5 separate regions of the Mus musculus genome follow, and all the other regions are linked to region 3. Evidence: chromatin loops called from intact Hi-C (ENCODE). Cell type or tissue: left cerebral cortex. All regions are shown on one strand. Each heading gives the region's core, and the rest is flanking DNA. Links, peaks and the distances in the headings are about the cores only. Region 1 has its middle 200 kb from the start of Sec23a. Region 2 holds the start of Gm40428 (a long non-coding RNA gene). Region 3 has its middle 130 kb from the start of Gm40427. Region 4 has its middle 210 kb from the start of Sec23a. Region 5 has its middle 6.9 kb from the start of Gm30687.

Region 1 (6,620 bases), core at 862-5,861, 160 kb before region 3:
GCCATTAAAAACAAGGACATCTTGAATTTTCAGGAAAATGGATAGAACTTGAAAATACCTTTATGAGTTAGATAACCCAGACCCCAAATTACATGCATGGTATGTACTCACTAACAAGTGGTTTTTAGCCAAAAAGTACAGAATACCCATGATACACCCCACAGAAATACCAACATTGTCAACTAACTTGGATCCCTGGGAGCTCCCAGAGACTAAGCCACCAACCAAAGAGCATACAAGGTCCCAAGCACATATATAGCAGAGTACTGCCTTGTCTGGCCGCAGTAGAAGAGGATGTTCCTAATCCATGTAGAGACTTGATGCCCCAGGTAGGGGGATTCCAGAGGGAGAGCACCTTCTCAGAGGGGAAGGGGAGGGGGCACTGGGAGGCAGGACAACATTTGGGATGTAAATAAACAAAATAATTAATAAAAAATAGTTAAAAAAACAAGGGAGGAGCCAGTTGGGCTATGTGCTGCTCAGAAGTCAAATTAAAATAAGCAGGAGGAAATGAGACTGTCTTAGCTTTTGTGATAAATGGACCACTGTAATAAATGCTTCAGTGGGGGAAGAAGCTATATGCTATGGACACAGGCTAAGATAATTTATGTAGCATTTCAAAGGAACATCTAGTTTAGTGATGGCAGAAATCACGCTAAAGCCTCCCATTCCCAAGGCGACCCAGCTTGCCAAAGTTTCCTACCAGGACACCAATGTTGACGTCCTCGTGGATAGCTGGCAAGTTTTGGTAACTCACATTGTAGAGAATGAGGAGTGAAGTTCTCAGTTTACTTCTACAGGCTAAGTAAAGTGGGAAGATATTTCCTACAAAGAATTTTTTGGCAGAAAACTGACAAAATCATTAACTGCCATTTAAAAAGAGGCTATAAAGCTTAAATGCTGGCAACTCTATCCTCTATTAATGCTGAAAAATTATGGCATGCCATAGTTCATCCTCAAGTTTACTGCCACAAATATTGAACAAAGCATGCTATGACATGATATTGACGCTCTACTTCCACCGATAACTCAGTCCTGGGGAATTTATGTGCTGCAGTCAGTTGAATTGCAGTTCTTGGCATAATTCTCATAAATGTTGTTAGGAATTGTTGGCCAAATGTGGCATGATATAGTTGAATATCTGAGAAAGGAGAAGCTCTTCCATGTAGGCACACATTTAAAATTTGGTTTGAAAAATGAGTCTGATTTTATCCTATCCTCTCAGGATGTTCCAAGAGAGTACAATCTAGGAACTTCTAGGATGGCCAGGTTGACGGACGTCAGATGCAGCCTGTTAGCTTGTCCAGATGGTCTGTGAAACTAACTATTGTTTTACCATCTATTTATTCCTTTGTGTGTGGAACCATTTGATTCTGCAGTGAATTGTTCAGTTGTTTCTCAGCTGAACACGTTTGGCTGCTGGGATGTAGATTTTTATAGAATCAATTAATGTAAGATTCTACTAGCCAGCAGGCTGAATACCAGAATATCATTTCAGGTTTTTTTTTCTAAATAATAAAAAAAACTTTTGTGCAAATTTCATGGAGGGAGTATGGGAGGAATTAATTCCCGCCTCTGCGACTGTTGTACTAGGTAGGATCCCTCGATTTATAGCACAAACTGGTGAATACTGGAGACTCAATTTTGTGATGAATTCTCTTGATATATGGGAGACCCTTTAGTTACATTTTAGATGACCATTCATCTTGTGTCTTCCTGCCTCTTGATCTCCACATGCCATTGTTGTCATTTTATGGAGAGCAGCAGTACTGTATGGCATTGGAGGAGAGGACTCTGGTGGCAGATGGCTTGGGCTTGAGTCTCTGTTCCATCTAAGGAACTTGCTTAACTGTTCTGCGTCTGTTTCCTCATCTGCACAATATGGGTGAAGACACCGATAGACTCTCCCTAGGGAGGGGGTGGTTGCTCCTGGCAGGTAACAAATACTAAGGCCCCGAGAAGCAGTGCTCCAGTTTAGAATAATTTTTATCTCAATGTTACCATCTGTACCTTCTCTTTACTTCTGAAACTCATTCTCATGGTCGCTTACACTTTGGTGACTTCATCCAAAGGAACTCATCTACTCTGAACCATTGTGTTTGTTCGTTGCTTGCTATCTTAACTTCTAGCACCTCCATCTCTGGTCACTGAACTTGTGAAGACTTCTAGTTCCTTGGCCATTTCTTTTCCTTTCCAACTGGAGCACTTCTCTCTTCTGCTTGTGTCTCAGGCTTCTCTTGCCAGCACTTCCAACCCTAATTAAGATGCACTGTTAAATTTGGAGAAGTCTGGCTTTCATTATTAGGTCACAGAAACTGGAAGGGAATTCAGAATATGGCAGATTGATGTCATCAAAGCAACTGAGGTTCTTTAAAATCCCTCTAGACTTTCAAGCCCACAGGTGACCACCTTAGGTGTCTTTATTGGCTTCCTTTCCTGTCCCAACTTCCATCACTTTTCCAGACATCCTGACCTGGATGGTGTGAACAATATGTATTTCTACCATTGGTTTTCCAGAATTGTCTTTTCTGTACTTCTTTTACCTTTTTCCTCCCTCATAGTACAAGATTAATTCCTCAACTGACAATATCATTTCTGTCTGTCTTCATGGCCTATGATGCTCCAATTCTGTGGTGACCTGTAAATTTCCTGTTTTTGAACTTTTTTTTTAACTGCTTTGGTTTTATGCTTAATTTCTTCATCTTAAAAACAGTCTTGGGGGCCACAGGGATGGGCTCAAGGGTAAAGAGCATGTGCTGCTCTTGCAGAGAACTGGAGCTCAATTCCCAGTATCCAGATTAGGTGATTTCTCATTGCCTATAGCTACACACACACACACACACACACACACACACACACACACACACACACACACACACAGAGGCAGGCTGATCTCTGTAAGTGCAAGGCCATTCTGGTCTACATGGCTAGTTCCAGAATAGCCATGGCTAGAAAAAGAAAGCCTGTCTCAAAAACCAAACAAACACAAAACCCAAACCAACAGAGCCTCAAGGACCTCCGTTCCTCTCCAGCCTTCCAGTTTTCTATGAACCATCCGGATTGTCTCCACTTCCTTATCTTCCATTCATTCATTGGAATTCTAAATCCCTCTTCCCTCCCAAATCCCTCTAGCTCCTACCCAGACCATCTGCTGCTTGCACTGGAATAACTTATCTCACTTCCTCTCTGTTACACGGTTAGAAGCTTCCTGAAACCCACTTTGTGGACTTTTCCTTCTTTCTCTTTTGTCTTTTTCTGGCTTCTCCTTGCAGACTCTCCTTGCTTCTTCAGCAAGGATGCTGAGAAGAGCTAGTTTCTCTGCCTCTCTTCTGACTTACAAGCTCTATTAGAATAAAACATGTTGGGCTGGTGAGATGACTCAGTGGGTAAGAGCACCTGACTGCTCTTCCGAAGGTCCCGAGTTCAAATCCCAGCAACCACATGGTGGCTCACAACCATCCGTGACGAGATCTGACTCCCTCTTCTGGAGTGTCTGAAGACAGTTACAGTATACTTACATATAATAATAAATAAATCTTAAAAAAAAGAATAAAACATGTTCCATCTTAAAAGTTCAACCCATAAATTGAAAGAGTCTCAGTTTTACATCTCTGCATCCATGGCCAAATTGACCATATGATTCCCTATCCTAAAACTCAAGTTTATGCTTGCTAGTGAACTGACAGCATCTTGATTGCTCTCCCCCTTTTTTTACTGCCATAGTTTTCTTTAAATCTTTTATTAGATATTTGCTTTATTTACATTTCAAATGTTATCTCATTTCCTAGTTTCCTCTTTGAAAATCCCCTATGCCCACCCCCTGCTCCCCAACACACCCACTCCTGCTTCCTGGCCCTGGCATTCCCCTTTACTAGGGCATAAAGCCTTCACAGGACCAAGGGCCTCTCCTATTGATGACTGTCTAGGCCATCCTCTGCTACAAATATAGCTAGAGTCACAGTTCCACCATGTGCTTTTTTTTTGAATGGTGGTATACTTCCAAGGAGCTCTGGGGCTACTGGTTAGTTCATATTGATGTTCCTCCTATGGGGCTTCAGACCCCTTCAGCTCCCTGGGTACTTTCTCTAGCTCCTTCACTGGGGACCTTGTGTTCGGTCCAGTGGATGACTGTGAGCATCCACTTCTGTATTTGCCAGGCACTGGTAGAGCCTCACAAGAGACAGCTATATCAGGCTCCTGTCAGCAAGCACTTGTTGGTATCCACAATAGTGTCTGGGTTTGGTGACTGTATGTGGGATGGATCCCCAAGTGGGGCAGTCTCTGGATGGTCTTTCCTTCAGGTTCTGCTCAGAACTTTGTCTCTGTAACTCCTTCCATGGGTATTTTGTTCCCCTTTCTAAAAAGGAACCTGGCTCCTAAGACAGCTTTCCTCCAGCACTTTCAAGCTGCTCACTGTGAAACACATCATGCTTGCCTCACTGCTTCAAACACCTTGGGCACTCTTGTTTACCTAGAAAAATCTCATTAGCCAGAGGAAAGTTTTTGGTCTGTGAAACTCTTTTGACTTCTTTCTTACTTTTAAAGCAGTTTTGTTGTGTTTCTGTTTTTAGGCTCTCTTCGGTATCTCTCTATAGACCTAGTCTGTGGCAGGGTAGCAACCTGGGCTGAAGTTCAACGTGTACTTTTTATCTCACACTCATGCTTGTATGTCTTTCTCCCTGAACCTTTTTTATGAGTCAGGGTCTTGCTATTTAGCTCACGATGGCCTCTAATCAACCTGCCTCAGTCTCTTGGTAGCTGAGAATGTAGTTATGCTGCTATTCTGGAATCATGTCTTTATTGCCCCAATCAACAGTACAGAGCCTGACATAGGGAAAAAATAGAATGCTTATTTTATTTGTGTTAATTAATTGTAAAAATGATAGATTTCATTGCCTGTCTTCATGTGCAGATATAATGTATGTTTGTAGGCTTAGATTTTTCAAAACGCACTTTATTTATTCTTAAATGCTTCAACCTCCCTTCTAATGCACTGGCCAGAGGTAGGAGAAAAAGGTTAATAGGAAAAGGGGACTGTGGACCTGTTTAGAAGTAGTTCCTTGGGATGATTCCACTCCTCATTGTCAGGATACCAGCAGTCCATTTCAATAGCAAACACCAAACATGAATCAGTAGTGGTGACAAGATCCAACAGAAACAGCAAGGCTCTGAAGAGTTGGCACACGTCAGCGGAAGCAACTAGAATCAGCTGGATTACCACGAGAAGGTCTTTGGTGCATTTCTCTCTATGAAGTAAAGACCCGCAAAAGCCAGTGAAGACCAGTGAGGACTAGTGAAGTGTTGTACAGTGTAGCAATGCAAGAGCATCCACTAACTCTTTGTGGGGTTCTATTTGTATTCATCATGTGCCTTCTCAAGTGTCTGTTTTCAACCAAACATCACATGCCCTCTCACAAGACAGTTTCCAGAAAAACATCATGTGATACAACTGAGTTATTGAAGAAACCAGAAATTTCCACTTCATACGTTGATCATATCTACTACCTATTACCCTCCTTTACCTGTATCTTTGTGTCCATAGGTCCTTCCATTCCCCACAAAGTCCTTCTATACACTTTTGCCCTTTACCTTTTTTATAGGCCAGTTAAAAATATGTATGTATGTATGTATGTATGTATGTATGTATGTATGTGTGTATGTGTGTCTGAGTGTATGTACCTACTTGGGTGAGTCCCTATGCCCGTGTGTATGTGAGGAGGCAGGAAGAAGGCAGCAGATGTCCTCGTTCATCATTTGCTGTTGCTATGAGACAAGATCTCTTCTTGAACTCAGGAATCAAGTTCTGACTATGTTGGAAGTCAGCAAGCCCTATTGGTGCTCCTGTCTCTGTCTCCTTCAGTGCTGGAGTCATAGGCATGGGTGGCTAAAGCTTGGCTTATTTTGTGGGTGCTAATATCTGAACCCAGGTCTCCACAATTGCAAAACAAGTATTCTTTATAGCTGAGCCATTTCTCCAGCCCCTCATATTCTTTTCCAAAACATAGATAATTCCTATGAGAGAAAAAATATTTTTCTTTCTGAGTCTAGCTTATGTCACTTAGCCCAGCAATCCCTTGATTCACTCACTCTCTGGTGAACAACATAACTTCATTCTTGATGTCTGAACAAAATTCTGGTGAATAGACCAGGTGCTCCTCCACCTACTGCTGGGCATGCAGGTTCTCCCCACAACTTTGCTACTGTGAATAGCGTTGTGAGAAACATGGGTTTGCAAGTGTCTCTTACTACATGGTGACTTTGATTCCTTCAGGTATGTACTAATGGAATATCAATGTAGTTTGATTTGCATTTTCCTGATAGTTAAATATAGTGAACATTATTTCATGAAATTTTTGGCAATTTGTACTCATCATTTGTTCAGATCGTTTGGTGATTTGATTATTTCTTCTTTTGCTCTTTAAATTGGTGAGTTCTTTATATATTCTGGATATTGATCTCCTGTTTGATGTCTAGCAGACAGAATTTTTCTTTCACTCCAGAGACTACCTCTTGATTTGGTTGGTTGTTTTCTCTGCAAATTGTCAATTCTTGCTATCATTTCTTATGTCTATATCTACAACCTGAAGTACAGCATTTTCCTTATGTTTTCTTCTAATACT
Region 2 (6,620 bases), core at 515-5,514, 210 kb after region 3:
CTGAGAACAAGGAATGAGTCAGCACTCAGGTGATTTCCTATAAACCTGCTTCCCACCTTAATTTGTAAAATAAAGGAGAGCTGATGATTGGATAGGTAAAAGGGAAGGTGGGGTGGGGGGAGAAGGAGAAAATGGAAGAGGAAGAGGGCTCAAAGGAGGAGGAGGAGGGGGTGGGGGAGGGAGGGGGGGGGGAAAGCAGAGCAGAAGCACATGGCCTGGAGAAACTATAAGTTCTAAGGGGTCTCATAAGGTGTGGAAGATGGTAGTGTAGTGGTAGATCCGCCCAATCTAGGTGTACAGAATGTAATATTAACTGTGTTGTGTTTTCATTGCTAGGGCATATTTGGGTTGGAGAGATTTACTGCAACATTCAGGGACCAGAGTTATGGGAATGAGCTACTAAAATGTTCCCTTCAAGGGTTTAAGTATGGGTATAGTGGAAGGAAGCACTACTTCTTTTGGTTGAGATGGAAGTGTGTTTCTTGTGCCCACATTGCATTTGGTGTAGAATTGTGAATTGATGTACTGTTTCTGTGAGCACTGAGGTCCAGCTCTGTGAATGTATGACCTCTGGGCATTAGCAGAGGCTTTTCTGTACGCTACGTCCTATTTATAGAGGACCATCTTCCAATATTGCTCTCTTTCGAAAGTTTTCTTTTTGTCATTCAGCTTCGGCAGAATTAATCTCTGTAAATTAGCTTATATACCTGTTTTAGGAGTCATTTGCTACTTTAATCTGAAGATCTATATTTACAATCTTGAAAAAGAAAAAACATTCCCAAGATTACAGTTATTTTATCCATTGATAGCCACATCCATGATGAAAGATAACAAAACTAAATTAGATGGAAGAGTTTTACCTAAGTGCCATGGTTATTAATGGCACCTGATTCCCATTTAACTGCTGGAAACTACCATAAACACTATTTTAACTTAATGATATGTGTGTGTATAATTTTAAGTGTGACTAATTGTAGCAATTCATACTGTTTTATTACTGTGGACATCTTCTAGAAACTTGAACACAAAAGAGAGAACAAAGCAAATTATTTTCATTGTTATCTTTGTTATGATCATTATCACCGGCAACAGCTAATACAGCAGATACAACAGTCACGACAAGACAGAGGCAAACAGGAAACCCTGTGTTAGGGAAGCAGGAGGGCCAAATGAAGCAGAAAATAATTTTGCTTGATAAACGAAATGTTTTCTAAGGAAATGCAGTGTATGAATTCAATTTCTACCAGTAATATTTCCTGAAAGATTTCTCTAGATCATGTTTTCCCAAATTACTTTTAAGTGTTAGGAAGTTAAAATAGCCAAATTATCAACATTTAGTATATGTATTATGAGAGTATGTCAATTTTATAAGTGTTTCTTTGCATATTTAAAATATATAAAGATATACAAAGATTGAGCCACTTTGTGTGATCATCTATATTTATATACATATAGATTATTTCATATTTATATCCATTTGATTTGACCTGAGCACAATTTTACCACAAAATTGAGCATTTAGTAGTTTTCTGTATTTATCATTAAGATTTTTATTAACTATAATAGTGCAGATATTTTGTTCTTCCTTAATTTCTACACTATTTTTATGGCAACAAAGGAGCCTTTGAATGACAAATTACTCCATATAGGCAAACTGTGATAAATGGATGAAACTATTTTGAGGAGCATTTGTAATAAAGGTAGAAAATTATATACATTCTCTCTCTCTCCATATATATACGTGTATGTGTGTGTATGTATATATATGTGTGTATGTATATATATGTGTATGTATATATATGCTTCTCATTATGTAGTAACATCAGGTTAGATGGCTTAAAAAGTTTAAAACATCTCATATGAAGTTCAGGTGAAACAGATTCAGTACAACGGTGCTAAGTGACAAGCAGTCTTCCATGCCTACTTGTGGCAAGAAACTACAACTGAGGAAATGTTAGTACCATCCCAGCTTCCAGCACTCACAGAGTACTTGCTGAGACACTACTGTGTTTGGAAGCATCCAAAACTTCGTCTCTAGCTTATGGTGATGTTGAGAAGTAACACACGCCTTAGGAGCAGTGGCTCTCAGCCTTCCTTATGCTCTGATCCTTTAAAACAGTTCCTCATGTTGTGAGCCCCAACCATAAAATTATTTCATTGCTACTTCGTAACTGTAATTTTGCTACGGTTATGAATTGTAATGGGAACATCTGCCATGTGACCCCTGTGAGAGGGTGCTTCTGCTCTCCGGAAGGGGTAGCAACTCCCAGGTTGAGAACTGCTGCTTAAGAGGTAAGGCCTAGTTGAAGGAAATTAGGTCATATGGGTATGTCCTTGAAACGGAGGCTCTGGCTGCTCCTTTTATTGCTTCTTGGCTGCTGTAAGGAGAGCAATTTCCTCTGCCAAATGTGCCTGTCATGAGGTTCTGTACTGCCACAGGCGCTAAGAAATAGGGTGCAAAAAGAAAAAAGAGAAAGAAAGAAAAGAAAGAAAAGAAAAATGGTCTAAACTCATAGAACTGAACCAAAACAGACCTGTTCCTCAGTGTAAGCTGTTTATCTCAGGTACTTGACACATTATGGCAAGCCAACACAAATGCTGACTTTGGCCTGCTCCATTTGCTTGCTGTCATATTTCTTCCAACACTGCCTTGTGATCTCTCTGGGTGAAGCTTTAGGGCTAGCTGCTCTGGGACACTGCACAGTGAGAATGTCTGCTATGGATAAGATATGGCAGCCATGAACGTTTGAAACATTTCTCAAGCTTTCTCTCTGAACACTCCCAAGTTACTCTTTGTTGAGCAGTAATAAACTCCCTTTCCTCCACTGAACTCCGTTCTTTACAGGGACTTAAATTTGTGGTCAATCAAGCTTATATTTACCTTTCAATCATACTAATGAGGTTGATGACCCAGCACATTTTGATGAATCGAGTCTGTCTTTCACCACCCTTTTGCAAACCCAGGGACAAACTTTAATCCATGGCCGCATACAGTGTTCGTATGTAGGGAGCGACTGGTTCCCAAAGCAAATCCATCCTGAGCAAACACACATTCAGAGAGGCTTAAGACTCTTGTATTAAAATTCATGATATTTGCATATACTCAATACATATCTATATGCAGTAAAAGTTTAAATCATCTATTCATGATGAGTATAATATAATTCCTATCTCAATAATTGCCAAACTATTAGCACCTGATGCAAAATAAGAGCCTTTTTTTTCCTGCAAAGACAAAATTTTTACCCCCAATATTTTTGATCCATGTAGTTTGAATATATAAACACACAGCTCATGGGTATGGATGCTGCCTGTGTATGTGTCCTACATTTTAACCAGGCTTTATGCGGTGTGCACTGCATAGTATCAGTGAGAAATTTTGAGCTTTTGTGTGGGAGCTTTTGGAGCTAGAGAGATGGCTCAGTGAGTCAGAGCAAACTGCTCTCGCAGAGGAACTGAGTTTGGTTCCCAGCACCCACATCCCTGGCTTACAGCCACCCTTGACAACCCAGCTTCAGGGAACCCAAGGCCTCTGACATCTGCTGGTACTTACACACACACACATACACACAGCACACACACACACACAGCACACACACACACACACACACACACACAGCTCACACACACAGCACACACACACACACAGCACACACACACACACACACACACACACAGAGCACACACACATATACACACACACAGCACACTCACATACTTGAAATTAACACACCCACATACAATTAAAAAGTAAAATGAATCTTTAAGAAGAAATAAAAGAGTTTGTGAGGTGTCATCCAAAATGTCCAGTTTTAGACCAGGAACTTGAGCTTTTACAGGGAAAAATGGATTCATGAATTTTGACTTATGAAAACAGACTTCTATTATTTTCTGACTGAACAGAGGAGAGGCTCCAGTAGTAAGTCTGTGGGAAACATCAAGGAAAAGTTAGACAGCTAATTTTTATTTTTTCTACTTTAAATTTTTTCCTTTAAATTTTGAAATCATAACCACAGCATTTGTTCCTTCCCTTTTCTCCCTCCTAGCCTATCTCATACCTCTCCTTGCTCCACTTCAAATTCATGGCCTCAGTTTTAATTAAATTAAATTATATATAATTATATATAATAAATTATATATAAATTGTATATAATAAATTATTATTTATTATTAAATATATTTACTATACTATTAAATATTATTTAATATATTATTAAATATTTATTATTGTATAATAAATTATAATTTATATAATTATATAGTATATAATTATATATTATAAATTATATATAATAAATTATATATAATTATATATGTGTGTGTTCCTATATTTAGGAATATATAAATATGTTTCAATATTTAGGAATATATATGTGTTCATATATGTTGTGTTCATGTATAGCCTACTCAGTCTGTATAATGTCAATTTAATGAATGTTTTCAGACCATTTGGTATTTGATAACCAATTGGATAAAACTGTGACCACCTGTGGCCAAGATTTTGCCAGGTTTTTTTTTTTTTTTTTTTTTTTAGGAAACAAGGAAGTTTCCCTTTGTAAAATATGTGATTTTAAAATGCTTCACTACAGTTTTAAAATATCTAGGCCAAACAAAATATGTGGATAGTTCTTCAGGGTCACAAAGAAAAGCCTGATACTTTAGTGCTTTTATCTGAAATCAGATGGCCACTAAAAACAGAGAGAGGTCACAGCAAGTCAAGGTCCAGTCTCTGGCTGGGTGTTGTCTAGAGTCCTCTCCCTGACTCTTTTGTCTAGCACCACTCTTAGTGTTTCAGTTCTTATTCTTGGACCTGTTGCCTTGGGACTGAAATAGCCCTCTATGATTTCATCTTTACAGACCTACAGCAGAAAAACAGAGGACAGAGCTTTCTTGCTGTCTCTCTTTCTGTATCAAGGAAGAAATGTTTTTGCCTTAGAATTCCAAAGAACTAGCTTTCTCATTATACAATGCAGTACTGGATTGAAGGCAAGAGAAATCTGGAAAATCAGTATCTAGCATTTTTGGCCTTGCAGTACAGCATGAGCAAGGTGGCAGAAAACTGAGGGTGATGCTGGGTAGCCGTAAGGGTGTGTGCTGTGTCAGACAGTCCCTATATGCTGGAATTTCTATTAGTTACACTCTTATAGCTTGGTTAGGGTTAAATAACTCTCTTGTGCTTTCAATCTAAGATATCCCCTAAAGGCTCTTGTGTTAGGGACTTGATTGATATTTGATGGACTCTGGGGAGCTAGTTTGATCTGGGGGCATTGTAGAGGAGCCTACATTCAAGAAGTGCCTAGGGGCATTCCCTAGAAACATTGACCTTCTTCCCTTGGCTCCTTTCTTCCTGTTTGTCATGAAGACACTGTCTTGTCTACCACAGGCTCCCACAACCATTACCTTCTGCTTCAAGACCAACACAATGGAGCTCACTGACTGTGGCCTGAAACCACAAGCAGAGGAAAGCTTTGCTCTACAAATTGTTTCTCTTGGGTAACCATCTCAGTAGAGATTGGTAGTTGGTACCATGAGTGGCTTCGATGCTATGACTATTTCTGGTATCAAAGTTCAAAAGCCTTCGGAATTTGGGTAAGAACGCCTAGAATGATGTGAGGAAAGATGGAATCCCTTTTACTTTTATTCTTTCAGACAATTTAAGCCATTATTATTTTTGAAATAGTTCTGTACATTACCCTTTCTTCTATGAAACTGAAATCAGGCAAAAACCAAAACCAAAACAACAACAAAAAAAATTCTGTACCTTGCCAGAAAGGCTGTTAAGGTCCTTTAGGAAAGTGGGACCAGAGTTGGTTCAGGGATAGAGATGCCCTGGTTTCCTGTACTTTTCTCTGAGATAGCCAGTTGTCAGAGAGGATTGCATGCCAAGCCCCTGGAAAAGAGGCATGGGTATCCACCAGTCTTCCATCAGACTGTCACTGAATCTTCCAAAAGAACAAGGAGGACAAGGCAACCCCCTGCTACATATATGCAGGGGCCCCTAGAGCAGCCCATGTTTGCTCTTTGGTTGGTGGCTCTGTCTCTGGAAGCTCCAAGGATTCTAGGTTAGTTGACACTGTTGTTCTTCCTATGGGGTTGGCATCTTCTTCAGTCCCTTCAATCCTTCCCCTCACTCTTCCATAGGAGTTCCTGACCTCAGTCCAATGATTGGCTGTGAGTATCTGCATCTATCTCAGTCAGCTGCTGGTAGAGCCTGCTTTGTCTGGCCTCAGTGGGAAAGGATGTACCTAATCCTATAGGGACTTGATGCCCCAGGGAGTGGGGATACCTGAGGTAGAGGGGTACCCTCTCAGAGGTGAAGGCGAGATGGGAAGAACTCTACAAGGGGGAGCAGAAGGGGGCAACACTTGGCATGTAAATAAAATTAATACTAATATTAATACTACAACTAATAATAAAGAATCAGGAGGAAACATTTTCAGAAAGGAAATTGGACCAGAGGCCATTAACATAACAAACTAGAAAAAAAGTTTATATTTTACTTATGGTTGGTTTTTGTCAACTAGGCACAAATCTGAATATGTCCAAGTAAAAGAAATCTCAATTGAGAAAGTTTCCCTATTAGATCAGTCTGTAGGCATGCCTATCTCACATTTTCTTTG
Region 3 (6,620 bases), core at 484-5,483:
CATGATGCCTTCATAACCCCCAATTCCAATATATTTTATGTACCTCAGTGGTGGCTTAATACTTAGCAGCACTCAGAGTCCTTGAACCCCCCACTTCCAGAAACACATCTGTGTCCTCTGGCCATCTGTCCTTTCTCCAGTTCTCTAGTCGCTACCTTTAAAGCTAATGAGTATCCTATGAGTTGAGTTTGTGTTTCTCGAGGGCCTGTGATGAGGTCCTAGCTCTCATGTCCTTTGAGTGTAACTGTTGAAGATAGGTCTTTAAAGAGGTAAGGAAGCTACAGTAAGGCCATTAGGATGAGCCTTCATCTCTTATGACTATGTCAGAAAAGAAAGAGATGCTGACATCCATATGGCACAGGGCACAGATCAGGTGATTTAAAAGAAGGACGTTGCACTCATAGATGCACAGAGCTGCTGCTTTCCTTCTGTAGAGGCGCTGATGTCTAAGGTCTTTCCACTCACCCCCACCTCTCACCTTTTAATGGGCAACTCCATTGTCTTTTTAGGTCTCACATTAGCGATGTCCTCAGGGAGAATTCCCCCGAGCCCTGCCTTTCCAGCTCTCTGCATTTACTGGTGGCCAGTTCTGGTCACATCACTGTACTGTCTGGCCTTCTGCATTTCCTCCCTGGGCCATTGGCTACTTGAAGGTTTTGCTTCCCAGGGGCCTGGCAGACTACCTTGTGTATAGAGAGGCCTCAAGGTTACTGAATGAATTGAAGGCAAACTGGTTTAGTAGGAAAAGGAAATACTTCTAATTGTGACAGGTGCTTAAGCACACACAGAATTAAGCTACTTGCATTTGAATATCTTTCTAATTTTAAAAATTGTCCACGATAGAAAAAGTCTTATTGTTAAGAGTACAGACACTCACTATTTGCTTCTGTAAAATTCTCTCCAGTTTGAGAAAGATGCAAAACCAGATTGCATATACATTTAAAAGATAATTTCATCTTATATTTTATATACTCATCTTGTACCTCTTCTTTCTATTTTAAAATTTATTTTTTCCCCTGTGCATTGGTGTTTTACCTGAATGTATATTTGTGTGAGGTTGTCTAATCATCTGGAACTGGAGTTACAGACAGTTATGAGTTGCCCCATGGGTGCTGGAAATTGAACCCTGGTCCTCTGGAAGAGCAGCCAATGCTCTTTACCACTGAGACATCTCTGCAGACCCACCTGTTTACTTCCCATATACAATTCAGTCAGAAGAGAATCAGATGTAAATAGTTTATCTTGGAAGCAACCTTCTCTGAAGCCCCATAAATTGGGGAGAGAGGCAATGGGGTTCCAGAAGGGTTTGTTTTTGAAACTTAAAAGTGAACACACCTAAGTGTTATTTTTAGCTTCTTTAGGAGCAAGCGACAAGCATTGCTAGCTCTCAACATATGCTATGTTGGTGGAAAGAGAGTGGGTGAATTTATGCTTCAGAAAATTCTGCAAATGATTCTGTGCACAAGACATTTCTGAGGATGCTTGGAACCTAGGAGATGTGACTCTTTGAAAAGAATCTTGGCACCACTGGCCTTTCAGAGGGGAAGAGGGCTCAGCACTGGAAATAGCTGCCTAGCTCCAAAGAAATGGCCTGGAGCCAGAATGAGAAATAATTTCATTTGATATTGATTAACATGTTTATTGTGAAGAGCTAATTTTCTGTAACAGCAGAGACCTTCCCTATGGTTTCTCAAGTGCTTTCCTTTTCAAAATTTTTAATCCTCCAGACAAAAATCTACATTACAAAAAATCGAAAGCAGCCCCACGTGCATTCGTTAGCATTCAATTAAAGAGAATCAAAATTAGAACATAGCAAAAATATATAGAATGATGCTATATTTTATATTTCTAATTAAAAAGCAACACAAGTAGATTCTGTGGCATTAGAGGGTTATCACACCTTTTAAAAGCAAAGACAAAGGAAAACTGGGAAAGGCCTACTCTCTTCCCAGTTTAAAATAAAAAAATTGAAAGCAAAATCTTAAAAAACTCTAGAAAGAGAGAGAAAGAAAGAAAAAGAACAGTTCAAAACCTCTAAAGTTCTCTTTTACCAATCCCTTCCATGTATTTAAAACAAATCTCTGCACATGTACAGTCTTTGATGCATCTTGTTGACCATGGTTGACTTTGGGCACCAGTAAAAACTAGTGTGTTCTTTAGTCTGTGAGTTACCAGAGCAGAATTCTCCCGGGACCCCATGCTAAAGCACTTTGTAGTGACTAGTATCAAATGCTGAATCTCATTTTAGCTATGATAAAGCCCTCTAGTATTAAAACAGTGGGTTTATAGATGATAGATGAAAAATCTAGTTTTCAAAGCATGGTCTTTGTGGTAGAACATGACTCGCTTACTATGGAAATAACGCCAGCTGCCTAGAAACGTTGCCTAGCAACCCCTGGAAACAGAAAACCTAATATCAGCTCCAAGTTGCTCGTGGGTAAAGAGATTATTAAAAATATCAGAAAAAAAAAAAAGGAGTATAAAGTTTGTTCTTAGCCAAGACAACAAGCAATGCTTTTTAGGGTGGCATCGTCTTTGTATTCCCTTTCTGACACTACTACTCACAAGCTCTATAGGTTTCTGAATTGCAAGAGGGCTGTAAAGATGATTTGCAAAGGTCTTGCCGTACCTTCAGAGAGAGCAACAAGCCCTTCCTCCAAGCTGACCCAAGTGAGTAGCAGCTAGATGGTAGCCTTAGCTTTGAAAGCTGCTGTTGCCACAGCTGCTGGCCCTTTCAGACCCTGCAATCTGAGTAACCCGGGGCTGTTTGTCCTTGGCTGTTGTTCTGCCTCGGCTTTGGGGGCCAGGGAAGGGCTAGAGGACCGTGTTCCTGGATGGCCATCCTGAAATGCTGCCCTGTGCCTCTGCTCTGCCAAATAGTCCACAGAATAGAGGTGGATGGGGGTGCAGACAAAGCTTGGACAGCCGCTAGCTTCTGCACCCGGCAGATACTTGTTTTGTGTTGTAGGGGAAGCAAAATGACTGACCGGGCTAAAGCTGGACTCTTCAATTCTGTCTCCTTTTTGTTCATAGGATTAGAAAATTGTCTAGCTGGATGGATGAATTGGGTACTAATTAGTTTGCGCTGTTAAAATAAAACAGCACAAATTAGGTAGCTCAGAAATAACAGAAACTCATTTCTCACAGTTCCAGAGGCAAGGAAGATCAGGGTGAAGGTGCTGATGGCGGTGGACCTGAGAGCCCCTTTTGTGCCACAGTGGGCCCGAGAGCCCCTTTTGCACTTCACGATTCTGCTGCCACCTCACATAGAGGATGGGGCGAATTAGCATCATTGAACGTGTGTGTGTGTGTGTGTGTGTGTGTGTGTGTGTGTGTGAGTGTGTGTGTGTGGTCTATAAGTGCATGCTATATGTGTGTATGGTCTATGTGTGAATGTGTATTATGTGTGCATGGTATATGTATGTGTTGTGTTTCTGTGTGGTCTATGTGTACATGTTGTTTGTATGGGGTGTATGTGTGTATGTGTGTGATCTAAGTGTGTATGTTGTGTGTGTGTGCTGTGTCTGTATTGTGTGTATGGCCTAGAGTGTGTGTTGTGTGTGTGGTATGTGTGTGTGTGTGTGTATGTGAGAGAGTGTGTATGTGTATGTGTGTGTGTGTGTGTGTGTGTGTGTGTGTGTGTGTGTGTGTGTGTTCGTGTGTGAACAGAAGGTGGGGGAGGATGGCCTAGCAGATGTTACTACTTTCCACTTTATTCCTTTGAGACAGTGTGTCTGATTAAACCTGGGACTAGGCTGGCGGCCAGCTAGCCCTAGAAACCCTCCTGTCTCCATCCCCCACCAGAGTGCTGAGACTTTGAAGTCAGGTCCTCTGACACAGCAAGTGTTCTTACACACTGAGGAATCCCCCAGCCACTCATTTGCTTTACCGTACTTCATATCATTACCCTCTTGCTTAGGATTTTAACATATGAACTGTGGTGGGAATAAGTATTCCAGCCATAGTGATGAGTTTTTTGATTTGTGAGATAGAAAGTGAACTTCATAAGTTAATTGAACAAATAAGTTGTCTACCCTGAAACTTAGTCTGGCTTTAAGTGTCAGTACATTTTTCACTCAGCCTTAAAATCCCATCTCCATAGCTTCCATCTACTCTTAGGAATTACAACACTAACAGCATAAGTTAATACCTTAAATGTCTACATTATTTCTTGAGACATGCAAGTTCTCACCAGATCCTATGACTGCTTTGGAAAAGGGCGTCTTCTTTTTATAGAAGTGGAAGCTGTTGCTTAAAGACAGGGGACTTGGTAAGTGTTCTTACCTGGAAGTAAGTTGAACTTGGGCTTTTAAGTCCAGTGAAATGGTTAATGAGCATTTGGGGAGTGGCCCATCTCAGGAGAAAGGGCAGAAATGTGTCCGATCAAGAGGCTTGAATTGGGAGGCCTGGACCACAGTCCCCTGTAGGATTTGGGATAAGTAATTCTAAGCTTTGTGAAAGTAGATTCCCTCTTTGTTAAGTTAAAGGAAGAAAGAGCCCTTAATCTTAAAACAATTAAAGCTACAGGCCTGCCATCTTTGTGAAGACTTCAGGCGCAGTGGCACACAGATGGTTACAGAGGCAGGCAATTCACCTTTGTAGGATCGATTTCCTTTCTCTTAAAGAACTACATTTACTTTGTTCAGCAAAAGTCTAACAGAGAGAATATCAGTTCCAATTTCCTGCTCCTTTGGCATCAATGAAGTGCTTACCTGCCATGGTGGCACCTTACCTGAGTTACTGGAATCAGTAGCTTCAACCGTTCTGAGCAGGAGGTGGGTCTTGATCTGTGTCCCACCCCTGAATGCCACTGGTACCAGTGCAGTGTGCAAAACAGAATGGTGCTTCCTCAAACTCTGAAAAATAGAGCTGCAACCTAATGAGCAACCCTTCCTCTAGATACACACCCAAGGAATAGAACTGACTCTGTGGAATGATCTGCACTCCCTCTTGGTCATGGCATTGTCCACCACAACCAAGATATGGTAACAATATGTGCCCATAGACAGGTGATTGGGTAAAAATATCTATATGTGTGTGCATATATATGATTATGTGTTTTGTAGTATGTATAATGGTCAGGGTTGAAAGAGAAGAGTGTTACATTTGTATCAACATATATTAATTTGGAGATTGCTATGTTAAGTCAAATACTGCATAGAAAAAAGCAAACCATTGTGTGTTCTTAAACACATTGTGGGATTTGAAACACCAAGTCAAATATACAAAAGTAGAGAAAAAATGGTGGCTGAAGGTAGGAGAATATGAAGAGATGTAGGTCCAAGTGTTTAAAGATGGAGTTATGTAGGTTGAATGTACCTGGTGACTTGAAGCAAGGCATTGGATGACAGTTAATAATAGTATATTGTTAACTGGGGCATCAGGACTGTAGCTGATAATAGTATAGTTTACATTTTACATTTTTTTTTTGCTGCCTCAGCATCAATTTGGGCTTAATCACTCTTGATGGTTTCTAATTTTTTTTAACCAATTTGTTCCTTAAAATGGTCCAATCAGGCGTTTGAGATTTACATCATCTGTTGTGACCACCTCTCTAGAAGACTGCTAAATATATTCTGTTTGACACATTCCTCCAACCTCTGTATGCCGCATGGATCACACAGGCATGTGAGGGGACTGCTCCTCAGCACAGTGGGACTTGAGAGAACAGAGCCTGCTTGTTCCAAACTTACCAACTACAGTTCCTCAAGGGGATCTTGCTTGAGAGCACATAGTACGTGGCAGTGCTTAGTAAGCTCTTTGCTCCCTTTCCCTCTTACCAACCCTACTGGGGGGATGCACATGCTAAGGTGTCCAGTGAGCTTCCCAAGGTCTCGGGAGATTCCCAGGGAGCTTTGCTCATACAGATATTTGCGATGACCAGGTTTCTTTTAGAAATTTTAATTGCATGCATACGGCACATGTTTCCTCCCTTCTCCTTTGTCGCCACACCCTCCCCTTTTCTACAGTATGGTGAAGGGTAAATCACATGACCCTCCTTATCTTCCACTTTTTTCCTTGTTTTCAGATAATCAAGTTCATGTTGTTTTTCGTTCTTATATTAGGCATAGCCAGACTGTGCAGGAGAAAGCTGTTTGGCTCATGAATATCTGCAAAGCTTGCATGGGACTTACTTACCTTTCAATGTGGTGATTGTACAGTGCAGATGCTGAAGAGGTGCTATACCTACTTCACACCCTGCTGGATTTCAATTCCATAGAAGCCATCAGTCATTGCCCTCTAGGCTGGGTGTTTGCAATTCTGTCAGCAGAGGCACCAGACCTTGAATGTGTACATTCAACAACGAAGGTGTTCCCATCGCTTTAGTTAAATGGAGTCCAGGTCTCTGGCACTTTCTGCCTCCAGCAAATTGGCCTCTGGACCATTCTCTCTACTAATTTCATTTTCTCTTTTTTTTTCTCTTTCATTTAACCTTCCTATCACATAGACTCTAACCTTAGCCACCGATAAATAACTCTTACAAGCTTCCTCTAAGGCACCTGATATGCATGGTAGCCCAACCTCAGTTAATACAAGCACCATGAAGAGGCTAACTCATGACTGTCTTGGAAAGAACTTAATGTTCTCTACAACATCTCTGGGTTGTAGCTGTTACAATG
Region 4 (6,620 bases), core at 1,087-6,086, 150 kb before region 3:
GATTATTGAGGTAAGAACTTCACAAGGAAGAAAGATACAACGAAGGGTGGAAGCTGAAATTCAGCAGGAATGTAAAAATCTGTGGACATCTCACTGCTGGATGAGGCAACGCTGACTTCAGCTTTCTTTTCTCAGCTGTCTTTGGCACATGTGTATGGAAGAGACACTGGGAAGCTCACAGCAGAGCAAGGGGAAAAAAAAACCCCACATTTGTTTGGGATGAGGGAGTTTGAGTGGATACGAAAGAACTCTTAGCCAGCTGCTTGTTTTGGTTGAGCAGAATTTGGTGAAAGGAGTTTGAGTTGCTAGGAAAACAAACAAACCAACCAACCAACAAACAAAACACTACCACCACCACAACCATAAAACCAACAAAACCCTACTTTTCTTTTTGAAAAGTTGATTTATCCAGGAGGAACCAGGAAGTGAAAATTGCTGCTTTCACACTATTCTCTACAGAAATATGAATAAATGCCACTCAGCCGAGTATTGATTAAAATAGTATTTGTTCAGTTCCGACTTTATCACATGGTGCGGTAAAGCGAGGATGCTCACACAATGTCCTTTTAAATCTGTTCATTTCTTTATTGTACACATGAAAGTATACAAACAAATCGGGCCCTGAAGGGCTGCCCTATTCATTTATTACTTATGAACACTAGGGATGGAGAACACTGTGATCAGAGACAGTCTGTTCCCTTGGTAGTGTTGTTTAAAGGAAGAAAACAATACAGAAATGAGAAATTGTGCTATAAAGTGAGAGAATGGGGCTCAAGGCAACTGGGAGCAATTGTCAGGCTGTCACTTCAGTTGACATCAGCTTTCATTGACAGTAGAGCTAGAATCTCAAGGTTGAAGGGTTGTGCTGGACAAAGAAATGGGTGGCCCTTCTAGGTAGAATAAAGCTGTCAGGAGTGGAGACGGATGAGTTAAATGTAACACTCCCACCTCTCTCTTTAGTGAAATTGGGATGTTGTCACATGAATTAAGATCACCCAGTCCAGGTCACCCAGGCTGGATTTGAACTTGCTACGTAGCTGAGGATGCCCTTGAGTTCCTGATTCTCTTGTCGAGGAAGAGATTGCAGATGTACGCCAAGAGGCCTGACTCTTGGAGCCAGAAAGAGAAGAGATTTGTCTTAGATGTGAGTGGAAAGATTGTGTACAGATCCGACCGAGACACTGCCGAGGGAGTTAAATCATGGGGGGTGGGGCACATCACAACATCACAAATATTTGTTGTGTTCCGGTTGAATTTTATCTGCCCAAATAAGAGAAGAGGAAAATGGTGCCGGAAGAAACTCGGGGAGAAGGGAGCAAAGGCCAGACATTCAGGGAAGGTTTGGGCCCTTAATGGTTCATGAAAGGGATTATCAGGAACACATCTCTAATAAAAGAGAAGCAATCCAAACACCAAACCCTGCGCTGTTTACCAGCAGGAGATTTCGCTGTACTGCAGACAGTGTGGACTTACCCCCCAGAGCAAACACACAACTGCGTGTGTGTTTTCCTCCACTCAAGGCTCTGGAAATCAATTTCGAACCCATAAAATAGAAGTTTCCCAAACCAAATCCGCTATAAAATTTACCTCCGTGGAAAGGCCGTAGCTGTTACAGGAGGGCAGGATGATAGATCAGGAAGGCTTTTCTGTTTAAATATTTAAATAGATTTCTATTTGAACAGCTAAATGAAATCAAGCTCACTCTTTTATCTCAATAATTAAAAAGAAAATTGCTGGGCTTTCTTTGCCAAATGCTTAGGGCCGATTTCCCCCTTCCTTGAGCACCATTAGGGTACTCAAGGGTCTCCGCGTTGCTTCCGTTTTTTATTTTGGGGGTGGGGTGGGGAACAGTTCAAGGAGCCATTCAGTTAAGTCCCATTTCCTGGACAACAGTGGGACAGACTCCACTGGCTTCCTAATGAAGAGCAGATAGGCTTAATCATTAATTGCCAGGTTAATGAGGCTGAACCATTACTCACAGGGCCTGTCTGGGAGAGACAACCGGAGCTGTGGCTCCAGGGAGGACAGCCTTAGGGCTCAGCATGTTTCTTCCTGTAATTGGCAACTGGGAATAGGCTTCTCTCTGTGACATTTGCATCCGAAGGCACCCCTTTTACTTGCAAGGCAGGATAGTTTTAATTTTGAGTTTAGGACTTATCTATGTCCGTTTCCCTTGGCAACACTATCTATGACATTTTTGTTCTTCGTTTTTTTTTTTTTTTTTTCTTTTCCCATTACCATGTAGTTCGTGGTTATTTAAAAAAAAAAATAGAAACCAGATAAATGATACAAAAATTGAACTAGGAGTAGCTTAAAAATTGGCCATCCACTCAAGAAAATCATTAGCATTTTGATTATTCCTGTCGCTGTAAAACCCACAACTCGTCTCTTAAATGGAGTAAGAGAAGAGTTTATTCTGGAGCCACTTTGAGGGACCGCGGTCCAGGAAGGCAGATTTAGGTTACCTCAAATTCCACGTTCCAGTGTGGAAGCAGTTTGTTTCATGATGTTTTAAAGTTTACAGAACAGAGGCGTGAGTCAGGGCAAGTTTAAAATACCCTGGTGGGAACATCTGAAAGGCGGAGAGATAGGGGAAGCTTTGCCACAGATCTTTGCTATCTCATGACATTCTTAGCTTTTGGGTTGGTGGAAGCCAATGGTCCAATAAGTTAATAGATTCCAAAAAGATTTCCATCTCCTCTCACAAGATGTTAGTTTCAACACAGAAGTGGTCAAGGAATGGCTGCTCTGGATGGCTAGAAGTGGTCCAGGATAAGGATATGAAACTGTGACACACTCCAAACTCTCCTTAAGAGTGAGATTCTGATCAGTTTCTCCAGACATGGCTGCTTCTCAGTTTTCAGTCACAGTTCCCCACGTTGGCCAAGCATCTCATTTTGTGCCTGCAGACGCCACATGTTATTTACTAAATATTATAAGGTTCCTTATAGCTAGGAGAAACTTGACTTTTTGTCTTGTAGTTACATGAATATGAAATATGTTATTCATAACATTAGAGACATACCACCTATATGTATGCATAACCATCTACCTGTACGCAAAGGCATACAGGCACACAGTGCCATGCTGTTTTAACATAATATATTATTATGTTTAGGTGAGTAAATGAGTTTTTTTTTTTTATAATTTTGTAAGATGGAAGATGGTGACATAACTTGTTTGAAGCTCTTTGCTTTATGTAGGATCAGGAAACCCTGCAGGAATTAAGGTTCTATATTTTCCGCTATAGTTATGGGGTGTTTATGAAAATTAGTGGCATGATACCTTAAGTTATGAACCTAATGAAAGTGAAGCAAAAATTTCAAACATCTCAGTGCTCCATATTAAAAAAAAACCCAAACAAACAAACAAACAAACACCTCCCAATGACACAGATATACCAGATTATTGCCTGGCTGGTATTCCATCTGATCTTCATGGACTGTAAAATGAAAGTTAATATTTTTCACATGTGATCGTCTGTAAATAGTTATGACTACGCGGTGATCTGGTGCCTAGCAAGGTGTGGGAGTTAGAAGCATTAAGGTTTCTACACAAAGGGGCTCTTTGCCCTGTAGGCACCACAGCTGTGCTTGCTGAAAACCTTACCAGCAGGGGGCGCTGTACTTCCAGGACATAACCCAGTCTTGTCACATGCTCTGGAACAGTTGGCAGAGCTTTGAATGCTGCTGTAAGAGCTCACAATTCTGCAAGCACAGAATTTTACTGGAAAGTTATAGTCTCTCATGAAATGTCATGAGTTTGAAGTCCTCCCATCAGAAGATTGGGGCAACAGAGCAAAAATGAAAAACATTATTTAATAAAAATTCACTGGTCGCTTATAATTGCCACACGGTAGAAACGTCACTCTCGAAGGGAAAATCCTCCCTGCAGACCACTGGGAAATAAAGACACAAGGGGCGTGTTTCCCAAGTGTACGCCAACAATGATGTTGATGGTTCTGTTGTGACCTGGGGAACCCATACGATTTCCCTGGAGAAGTCACATTTGAAATGAGCTTGCAGTGACCAGGAACATAAGGACAGAGATATGGAAGAATTCCTAAAGCAGTTAAAAAGGAGCAATGGTTTGACAAAGATGATATACAAAGTTTGGTGATCTTGCTTTCTATTACCCCAAAATGTAAGCTTGAATTTCTAGAGTAGAATTGCACAATAAAAACGAGAAAGGCCGATGGTTAGTGGAGCTTATGCTGTGGCTTAGGACACGTGGCCAACATATGATACATTCATTAGATGAAACCATCAGCACAGATACTTCCCAGACGGTTCAGGTCCCATTGCCTTGTATTTCAGTGGCTCCAGTTGGCTACTCCCTGTCCTTACACACACACACACACTCTCTCTCTCTCTCTCTCTCTCTCTCTCTCTCAGATACATTTACTCACATTTTCTCAAATACTCTCTTATGTACACACACTCGCTCACACACATGCACACACACATGCACACATATGCATTCACACACTCACACATTTACACACACACTCTTTCTCATATACATGTTCTCTCACGCACATTCACTCACCCACACACTTTCTTATACACATATATTCTCTCACACACATTCACTTTCTCTCACCACAGGAACACATAAAGAGGGGTGGGGGAGGGGAGGGAGAATTTCTTTTGACAAACATGGGAAAGGTAAGATAGAGAGACCTTCTTCACTCTTCATGTCCTGATTGTCAAAATTGGTGGACATTTGTAAATCACCATCGCCTAGAAAGAAAGAATCAGTCTGAACCTCACAGTTTATTTCTAGAGCTATGAGTATTTAAAGTTCAGTTTCCAATAAGTATGATTCACTGAAGCCTGTGGTCCTCAGGAAGGTAAATCAATACCTGTCAGTCTACCCCAGGAGTTGGGCTTGGTGATGATGTTGTAAACACTTTGCTGATAAAGTGGAAAAAGAAGTACTTCTCAGGAGGAGGAGTCAGTTGATTGCAGATCTGGGCAGGGTTATCCATCTTGAAGCTGCTATTTGGACAGTTACCTGTTGCTCTAAATCTTCCCTGTATTGGTGTGTGTTCCCAAGGGAGACACTGAAATCTAAGGCACCTTCTGCTGTGAGAAGCAACTTTCATTTCCTTTTCTTATGGTGGTTGGTAGTTTTGCTGTTTTCTAGACAAAAGAGATGGAATGTATGGGGGAATCTTTTGGCTCTAAGTTGTGTAAAATTTGTGGCCTTATTTTGGGTTTAAGTGTAAGTGACAGCCCCTGCAGAGTGTCAGGAGGGGACAGTTCCAAGGCACCTGTTACTTTGATGAAGCACTGATGGACTTTGTCAGTTACCTGAAGAAATAACTTCTCTTTCCTGGGAAGTGGAACTTACATCAGAACTGGGCATGTTGTAGCTTCTAGAGTATTATCAATGTTTATTTTTGGCTATGTTCAAATGTGTGCTTATGTCTTTAAATGTGTGTCCATCTACTTCACAATTGAGATTTTTTTTTTTTGGTTTTTGTTTTGTTTTGGAGGGTGGGAAAGGGAAGAAAGAATGAGAAATGATTGGGTTTGAATAGGCAAGCAAGAGTGCAGAAAGAAGCAATGGCATTAAACATGTTTGAGAGACAGTAATTGTAATGGTGAGCATATGAGCAAGACAGCTGCCTGCAGCATATATGAGAAACAACCCAAAATGTGCAATAATACTTGGTTATCGATCTAGCCCAGGATCCTCAGAAAACTGTGCCTATCCTAGCTGGTTCTTCTCCTTCTCCTTCTCCTTCTCCTTCTCCTTCTCCTTCTCCTTCTCCTTCTCCTTCTCCTTCTCCTTCTCCTTCTCCTTCTCCTTCTCCTTCTCCTTCTCCTTCTCCTTCTCCTTCTCCTTCTCCTTCTCCTTCTCCTTCTCCTTCTCCTTCTTCTTCTTCTTCTTCTTCTTCTTCTTCTTCTTCTTCTTCTTCTTCTTCTTCTTCTTCTTCTTTCAACTTGATACAAGCTAGATTTATCTGGAAAAAGGAACTTCAATGGAGAAAATATCTCCATCCAATTGCCTGACTGAAAGTCAGTAGGGAATTGTATTGATTAATGATTTCTATTTGAGGACCTGGCCCCTATAAGTTGTAGAAAACAGAAAGCAGAGTAAACTATGGGGAGCCAAAGAGCAGCACTCCTCAATTTCTTTCCTCCTCTTCCTCCTCCTTCTTCAGATTTATTTATTTATTTATTTATTTATTTATTTATTTACTGCACACTGTAGCTGTGCAGATGGTTGTGAGCTATCATGTGGTTGCTGGGAATTGAATTCAGGACCTCTGCTCGATATGGCCCAACTTGCTCTGGCTCAAAGATTTATTTATTATTATATGTAAGTATACTGTAGCTGTCTTTAGATACACCAGAAGAAGGCATCAGATCTCATTACAGATGGTTGTGAGACACCATGTAGTTGCTGGGATTTGACCTCAGGACTTTTGGAAGAGCAGGCAGTGCTCTTAACTGCTGAGCCATCTCTCCAGCCCCTCTCTTCAGTTTTTGCTTCCAGGTTCCTGCCTTGACTTTTCTTCATGATGGATTATATCTTAGTTAGGGTTTTACTGTTGTGAACAGACACCATGACCAAGGTAAGTCTTATAAAGGACAACATTTAGTTGGGGC
Region 5 (6,620 bases), core at 824-5,823, 220 kb after region 3:
GCTAGTGTGGTAAAACTAGCATGTAACCCAGCTTTACTTCCATCGGGCTAATATATCCGTCTGACCATAGTAAGCCAGGTGGAAACATTTGACTGATTTCCTTCCATTTAATTTTTCATATAATATTTCAGACTAGCAAGAATAAAATAGTATCCACCATCTAGCTATTTTCCAGATTTAACATCTGTTTAACAATTTGTCACAGGTGCATTTTATCTCCCTGGCAAAGCAATGCCTTGTAATCACAACTGAAATGCAATTCAGTTTTATTTCACTCCACAGATAATCACTATGCCAGAGTTGGAGTATGTGCTCCTGATATTATTGCATGCCACCCTTTTTTTCTGTCACTCTTTATAAACAATATGTTTAAATATTGCAGATGTTTGACAGAGGCTCTTTCTATGTAACCCAGGTTGGCTTCAAACTCACAATCCCTCTGCCTCAGCCCCCTGAGTGCTAGGATTAAAGACACGGAACAAATACTTAACTAACTTGTGTGTTGTATACATGTGTTAAACTTATAGAATTCTACATGTATGTGATTTACAGTTTCTCTGGTTGTTTCATCCAGCATTTTTTCATTGAGATATAACAATGTAGATATATTTTAAATTCCGTTTTCTCCTCTAGGTGTGAATAGGTAATATGAAGTAAATCTATTTACTCCCTTACAGATGGGTCATTCCCATTTGTTCAACTCTTGGTACTGCCATGAATAGCTTCATTCCAGTCTGGTTTGGAAACATTCAGAGCATCCAGTCAAAATTTCTCAAGAATCTGTCTGCTGTTGCAGGTTCGTATATCTGATTCTATTTGAATCTCTTACTTTAATTTTACCCTATGGATATTTGGGTGACTACATCCCTGTTATAACTTTACATGCTTAAGACAAGGACCAAATATTTTTTAATCAAGTGCTATACTGTTACTCTTGATGGTGAAAAAAGATCAGCTTGAAAACCTAGCTCTCTGGAAAGCAGTATGTTGTGCACAGTAGAAGGTTTTATTTAAAAAGTTAAGTCCATTGCTCAAGGCATCTTGTATTTTATATAGTTGCACTAATCTTAGTTTTAGCTTGTGTTAGAAAAACAGGAAAATTTTTTTCCTATTATTTTTATTTTAACCAAGCTGTTCCTGTTTGTTGCACCAGTAGTTTGTGCCCATTAAATTTCTGTGATAAAATAAAGCATTCCATAATTTTCTTGAAGGAAAGTTATTCTATAGTAAAGGTCATTAGAAAATTTAGAAAAACAAATTAGCTTGAAATGATCTTATACTGATGTTTGGTATCTCTTGTATCGCTTGATTGCGGCTGACACCATTAACAGGAACATAATTCTAAGTAAACAAGTATTTACTGGGTAAATTTAAAATATCTCTAGCCCAACTAGATTCTCGTTTATTAGAAATGTATTTCATCTGCCCATCACACTGCAAGGCTAGCGCTACCCATCACATCACCACTGTAATAAAAGCCGATAGAAACCCCAGGAGAAGGGACATCAATTCCTGATGTTTGGAGAGGAAATAGCTCTAGTGTTCTGCTGCTGAGTCCCTGTAGGAACACAGTCCTGGGATGGCAGTGAGCCGCCACCGTTCAGAACCTTCCTTCAGTGGTCACAGTGAAGCACGGCTGCTAAGAAACTAGAGATTTGACTCCAATGGCAATTTCTTCTCATTCCTCTGAGGGGACAGCAGAAAATTTGTACAATTGACTTCCATTCAAATTCTAGCCATCCTCTGTGCATCGACTAGATGCCTGTATTGTCTCCTCTACTCTTTAGAGTGTATATTTAGAAGCAGTGAGGACAGGTATACATACCACAGTGAATGTTTGTTTTATAAACAGCAGAGAAGATCTTGAAGAGCACGGACCTTAGTCTAATCTAGCAGAATAAGAATGTTAGGACAAACTTTCAATGAAAGAAAAATTACATTTATCACATTGAAAATATACATTTAAACTGTGATGTACATATCCTGTGTGTGGCTATAAAGGTCTGTGGCTTAAGAAAATTCTACAGCAAGGAATTTTTTCTAAAAAAGCCCATGCATTTGCTGATAATAAGGCAAATAGTGTTCATGTTTTCTTTTTCTTTGAATAACTAGAATTATTGAAGTAGTTATAACTTTTCTGTTTTAGTTGTTATGGGAATGAAGATTTCTTGATTTCTCTATCTACTGTGTCCAGCATATACCTAAGGTAAGGGCATTCTTTAAAAATGTTCTAGATATTGTCATCTTTCCAAAGTCAAGCAAGATACCTCATGGATTTATCAGAACTCTTTCATACTAAGAATTAATTCATTAATTGAAACCCTGCAATGATTTCTTAGTAGGTTGAGACCAATAGCTTCCTACATGACATACCCTTGGGAGAGCTTATTTATAAAAGCTTTAGAACATATTTTATAAATTATTCTCCAGCTAAGTGTGTTGGAGTACAATATAGAAGTGTCTTTAATTCTCAAATGCTTAAGTTTCTTTTCTTTTTTTTTCCCCCTTGTATGGATCATCCTTTGGGAATCCCTGCCTTGAGGGAGATATCACCCTTTCTAGCCTTGGGATCATTCACATGTCAGCATCAGGCATCTTAATCACTCAGCCTCCTGAGTTGTCCAAGGCTTCGGGCCAGTGTGCTCTGACCTACTTGTGTGATCTGACTTGACAGATGAGCTTAGTTTCTCTCTGCTATCTTATTTCTTGTCACCCTAGAAGGAAGCTATAACTGTTAAAATTCCAATTAGGAGTAGGAGTCCAAGCGCTCCTTGATGGTGCCAGGTAAAATCAGTCTATCAGCGAGTGAAGACATATGAAATGTTTAAAGCCTTACCTGGCACTAACTGAATGACATCTGCTACTGGAATTCTCCCACAGTGAGTCAAATTAGTAAGTAACAACTATGAAAAGGGATGGATTGGAACCATTCCCACCCCTATCCCACAGCAAAGTAGGTAGAAATTCAGGACAAGCAGTGGCTTGGGAGTGTTTTCTTCCTAGGGCTATATATATATATTTGATCTGCTCTGAAAAATCAAAGCAATACCTTTGTATTTGTTCATTCCTTCATCAGCTGGCAATCTGCTACTAGCTAGAGAAGATATTTTTCAGTTGTGGAAGTTGTAGGATAATGGAGTCTCTAGCCCAGCAGTTTTATTTTAGAAAGCCTGTACAGTTTGCACGTGTAAAAATAGTGCATCTATTGAATCCCAGAAGGGCTTGATTTCAGCAACATGGGCAGTTCTGCAGAAGTGCACACACAGAGCGATTGTTCTAAAAAAACGAGCTCTTGGAAAATGTCAGAACATTCTACTCCAGCGTGGTCATTTGCGGATGATTTTTCATGTTGTGTCTAGCCTTCTTAATACCAAGACACTCTTTAAAATGCCAGATACCCCCTCCAAAAATACACATGAATCAGTCATTTGCATTTTCTCATAAAGCTCTCGCCTTTTCAAAGATCACTGGCTCTGAGACAAGGGCGCCTTTCTATCTCCTCACTGAGAGCCAGTCACTCAGAACACCATATAGTTTCCCTAATTTATTTATGTGCGTGCATCATGGGGCACTGCTCTTTCCATGCTTTGGAAGACTGAGAATCTATTAAGCATTTAAATATCAGCTGTCCTGTCCCTAATATTTTATGTAGCATGAGGCAGAACACTGTGACAATCTACTAACACTTTCCTCTGATCAGTCTCATTCTGTTGGGAATAGACGTGGCCCTTTTCCTTGTCTATTAGTTGGCTTCTATTGAAGATTTTTTTTCCTCATCTCTTTCAGTTCCTACCCACCATGCCCCCTTTGTGTCTCCTTGGCTCTCTCATCTTCCTTTGTTCTTTCTTTTTCTGGTCCATTCCCCTCTTGCTTTTTCTCTTGCCCATTCCTTATTTCAAGACCGCAGCTCCTTTTCAAAGGCAGATGCTGTGGAGTGAGGGAAGCAGAGCTGTTTCCTGTGCACTATGGATGGTGCATCAGGTTTACTAGGCATGGTGCAGCATGTGCACGAGGCATGGTACATCAGCTACACTTCTTCTTTGGTGTCTTTCTTCTTGACCAATTCAATGCTTCACCTTCTGGAATAGATCAGTCCTAGACACCCGTGTGTTCCATACAATTGACAGCAGGGCCTTTACAACTAGGCAAGGTGACTTAGCATCTTTGAGGGTTTATTTATAGTATAGATGACCCAAAGCTTTCTACCCCATCATGCCTGTTGAGTGCCCTCAGCTACATAGAAGAAATCCTTTGCTCTTCATCTGACCTTGTGCACTCTGCAGACTATATCATCTCATGAGTCTATAAGATCAGTGCAATCAAAAAAGAAAAAAAAAAAGGAAATTTATGTACACCTACAGCTTGGAGGAATGTGTAGGAAGGAGTGGGTGGCTTGAATCTCAGATGCCTGTCTAATGACCATCCCCACCCCGATCTTTTGTAAGTGAACACCAATAGGCTTAATCTTGAGGGTCTCTTGTGGGTAGTCACCGCTGCTCTCGTTGAGATGGTGATGTCTGTTGTGCTCAGAAAACAGTGTTCTATAGCAGCAAGTGATGTTGAAATCAATTACCAAGTTCCAATTTCCCAGACTGAGACTCAGTGTGTCAGTGACTTTTCTCATCATTATTGTTGTAGTATTTGAGGTTTCAGTTCATCACGGTGGAGAGAGCAGGTATGGTGAAGGATACAGAGGATGGCTGGTCACATTGTGTGTGTAGTCAGGAAGCAATTGGAGATCAGTGCTGATGTTCCACCCTCTTTCTTGATTCTAAGCAGTTTGGGCCTCAAGCTTGTGCAATGGTTCCATCCGTATATTGAATGTATTTTACCATCAGTTAAACTGTTCTGAAAACAATCACCCAGGAGTGTGTGCCCATAATGAGTCTAAATTCTATCAAATTGATAATCAAGATTAACCCTTAATATCACACCTAGAGATAGATAATGCCCTTCAATAAACAGGGAAATAGGCAAGAATGAGGCCATAGTAAGGCTGGAGTAGTTTACTTAGGATCCATGCACTTCCTTAGGCTCCCATGAAGCTCTGAACCAAACTAAGTGTCTTGGGGTGAGAAGCCCTCTGTGGGTACTACTGGAGAAGGACAAACTAATACTCCTTTTCAAGATCTAAAATGAATCCTCCTTTGGGTGGGCCTGAGGGGCTGGAGTTGCATCCCCTGTGAGACTGGCAGCCAGAAGAGAAGTTCTTTATAATAAGGATAAGACAGAAAATAGCCAGGCAGTTTTAGGGTAAAGACTCAAAAATGAAGGGTTGTTTGTTTGTTTCTTTGTTTTTCCTCTATTTTCCAGCCTGGATGGCCAGCCTTGTTTTGGCCAGAGGATAAAGATGCCAGAAATATTTAAGACAAAACGCCTTTGCTTCTGCCCTAGCCAGAGGTGAGGGATGCCAGAAGCAAGGTTTTCCCTTATCTCTTCCCCCTAAAGGAGTCCCTCTTTCCTGGGAACCACACTGAGTATGTGACTGAACCTGTAGGGCAACTGGACACCTGAAATGGAAACTGGACTGACCAGCTCATCCCTTCTCCAGCAAAGCTGGCCACGTCTTATTAACTCCAAGATCCATAATCCATGAACTTCATAACCTGGAGGCCACTGGTCAGTGAAAGTTTACATGACAATGTTCATTAAGCACCTTGGCTTCTGACTTCAAAGTACATCCAAGAGCCAAGAAAGGTCCTGTCATTTTCATAAACACTGGATATCCACGTTATCACTTGTAGGACACACAATCGTCTGTGTGGCATCCTCTGTAACCCCACAGTTTTAAACTGTCAGCAGAATCAAGCTTTCCATTTGCCTGGGTTTTGGTAGTCATAACTCCTAAAGAAGGTTAGAGTATAAACTTTATTTGTGCCATTCCATGCACGTTAGCTATTGAAAGCCTACTGTGTTGGTTGGATAGGGACATCATAAGGATTTTGTACAATCCTGTTATTACAAAAAGTAATATTTTTTAAATTAGTTGGTTATTTTATTTGGGGGATGAGAATCAGATGAATCAGGATAGGGAAAACAGCAGTTCTCATCTGTATGACAGTGACTTCGTCTCTGTGTATTTATTTATAATGGTCAGGGGGCAGAGCTTATAGAATCCTGTCTTACACCAAAGGGAGAGAGAGAGCTGAGAACATTTTTATTTTAACACTCATTCTTCATCATTTCCCTGGGGGCATTTTCATTTCAAATGGTTCATTCCTCTCAGAGCCCCCGTGTCGCCTTAGAAAAAGCATTCACCTTGGGGGTGGAGAGACTCTGCACTGAATCTGATGCAACTCTTTTTCTGGCCATGGAATTTTTAAATGAACTCAGAGGATGGATGGTATTTTGCATTTTATTACCTTATGTTCCACATTTCATGCATAATCCAAATCTCTAAAATGTATTTGCGGTAAAGCACCCTTCCTACATGGAGTGTCCTTGAATAGCACCGAGTGTGCCATCAGGGTTCTAATGCGTGTATCTGAGGCCAAGTCTGAAAGCCAAGAGGAGTCACAGTAGTATTACTGTACGCAAGGATAGACTCTTAGTTGGATTTTATCATAATTTTAGTTAAAAATATGGTCAGACTAATCAAAATCCATATTCTTCATTGCTCT

What was found. A loop is a pair of places that touch in the nucleus more often than their neighbours do. Peaks named below come from ENCODE experiments on the same cell type or tissue, not always from the same donor. Only the 100,000 strongest peaks of a DNase experiment are listed, where the experiment ranks them.
Region 1: a loop joins it to region 3, with 2.2 times the contacts of the local background. A loop is called at or near these places in 2 of 42 quality-filtered maps.
Region 2: it touches region 3 in a loop (2.1-fold over the local background); 2 of 42 quality-filtered maps call a loop at or near these places.
Region 4: a loop joins it to region 3, with 2.8 times the contacts of the local background. A loop is called at or near these places in 2 of 42 quality-filtered maps.
Region 5: a loop joins it to region 3, with 2.1 times the contacts of the local background. A loop is called at or near these places in 3 of 42 quality-filtered maps.

The regions. Positions count from the first base shown.
Region 1 is chr12:58,809,524-58,816,143 of GRCm38, reverse strand. No RefSeq gene overlaps it. Among named protein-coding and RNA genes, the nearest start is that of Sec23a, 200 kb to the left of the region's middle. In left cerebral cortex, for the core only: no CTCF peak of the experiment used is centred there; DNase peaks (open chromatin) are centred at 1,301, 1,834 and 3,165.
Region 2 is chr12:58,438,979-58,445,598 of GRCm38, reverse strand. The region is part of intron 1 of Gm30687 (a long non-coding RNA gene); the gene reads right to left. It overlaps Gm40428 (a long non-coding RNA gene), which reads right to left and starts at 3,598. Exons shown (of 2, transcript XR_872782.1): 1 at 2,882-3,598. In left cerebral cortex, for the core only: no CTCF peak of the experiment used is centred there; DNase peaks (open chromatin) are centred at 2,343 and 3,435.
Region 3 is chr12:58,649,669-58,656,288 of GRCm38, reverse strand. No RefSeq gene overlaps it. Among named protein-coding and RNA genes, the nearest start is that of Gm40427, 130 kb to the right of the region's middle. In left cerebral cortex, for the core only: no CTCF peak of the experiment used is centred there; DNase peaks (open chromatin) are centred at 637, 1,450, 2,403 and 2,798; H3K27ac peaks cover 2,331 bases.
Region 4 is chr12:58,799,615-58,806,234 of GRCm38, reverse strand. No RefSeq gene overlaps it. Among named protein-coding and RNA genes, the nearest start is that of Sec23a, 210 kb to the left of the region's middle. In left cerebral cortex, for the core only: a CTCF peak has its summit at 3,611 (motif pointing right); a DNase peak (open chromatin) is centred at 3,635.
Region 5 is chr12:58,426,747-58,433,366 of GRCm38, reverse strand. No RefSeq gene overlaps it. Among named protein-coding and RNA genes, the nearest start is that of Gm30687, 6.9 kb to the left of the region's middle. In left cerebral cortex, for the core only: no CTCF peak of the experiment used is centred there; DNase peaks (open chromatin) are centred at 2,915 and 3,201; H3K27ac peaks cover 1,529 bases.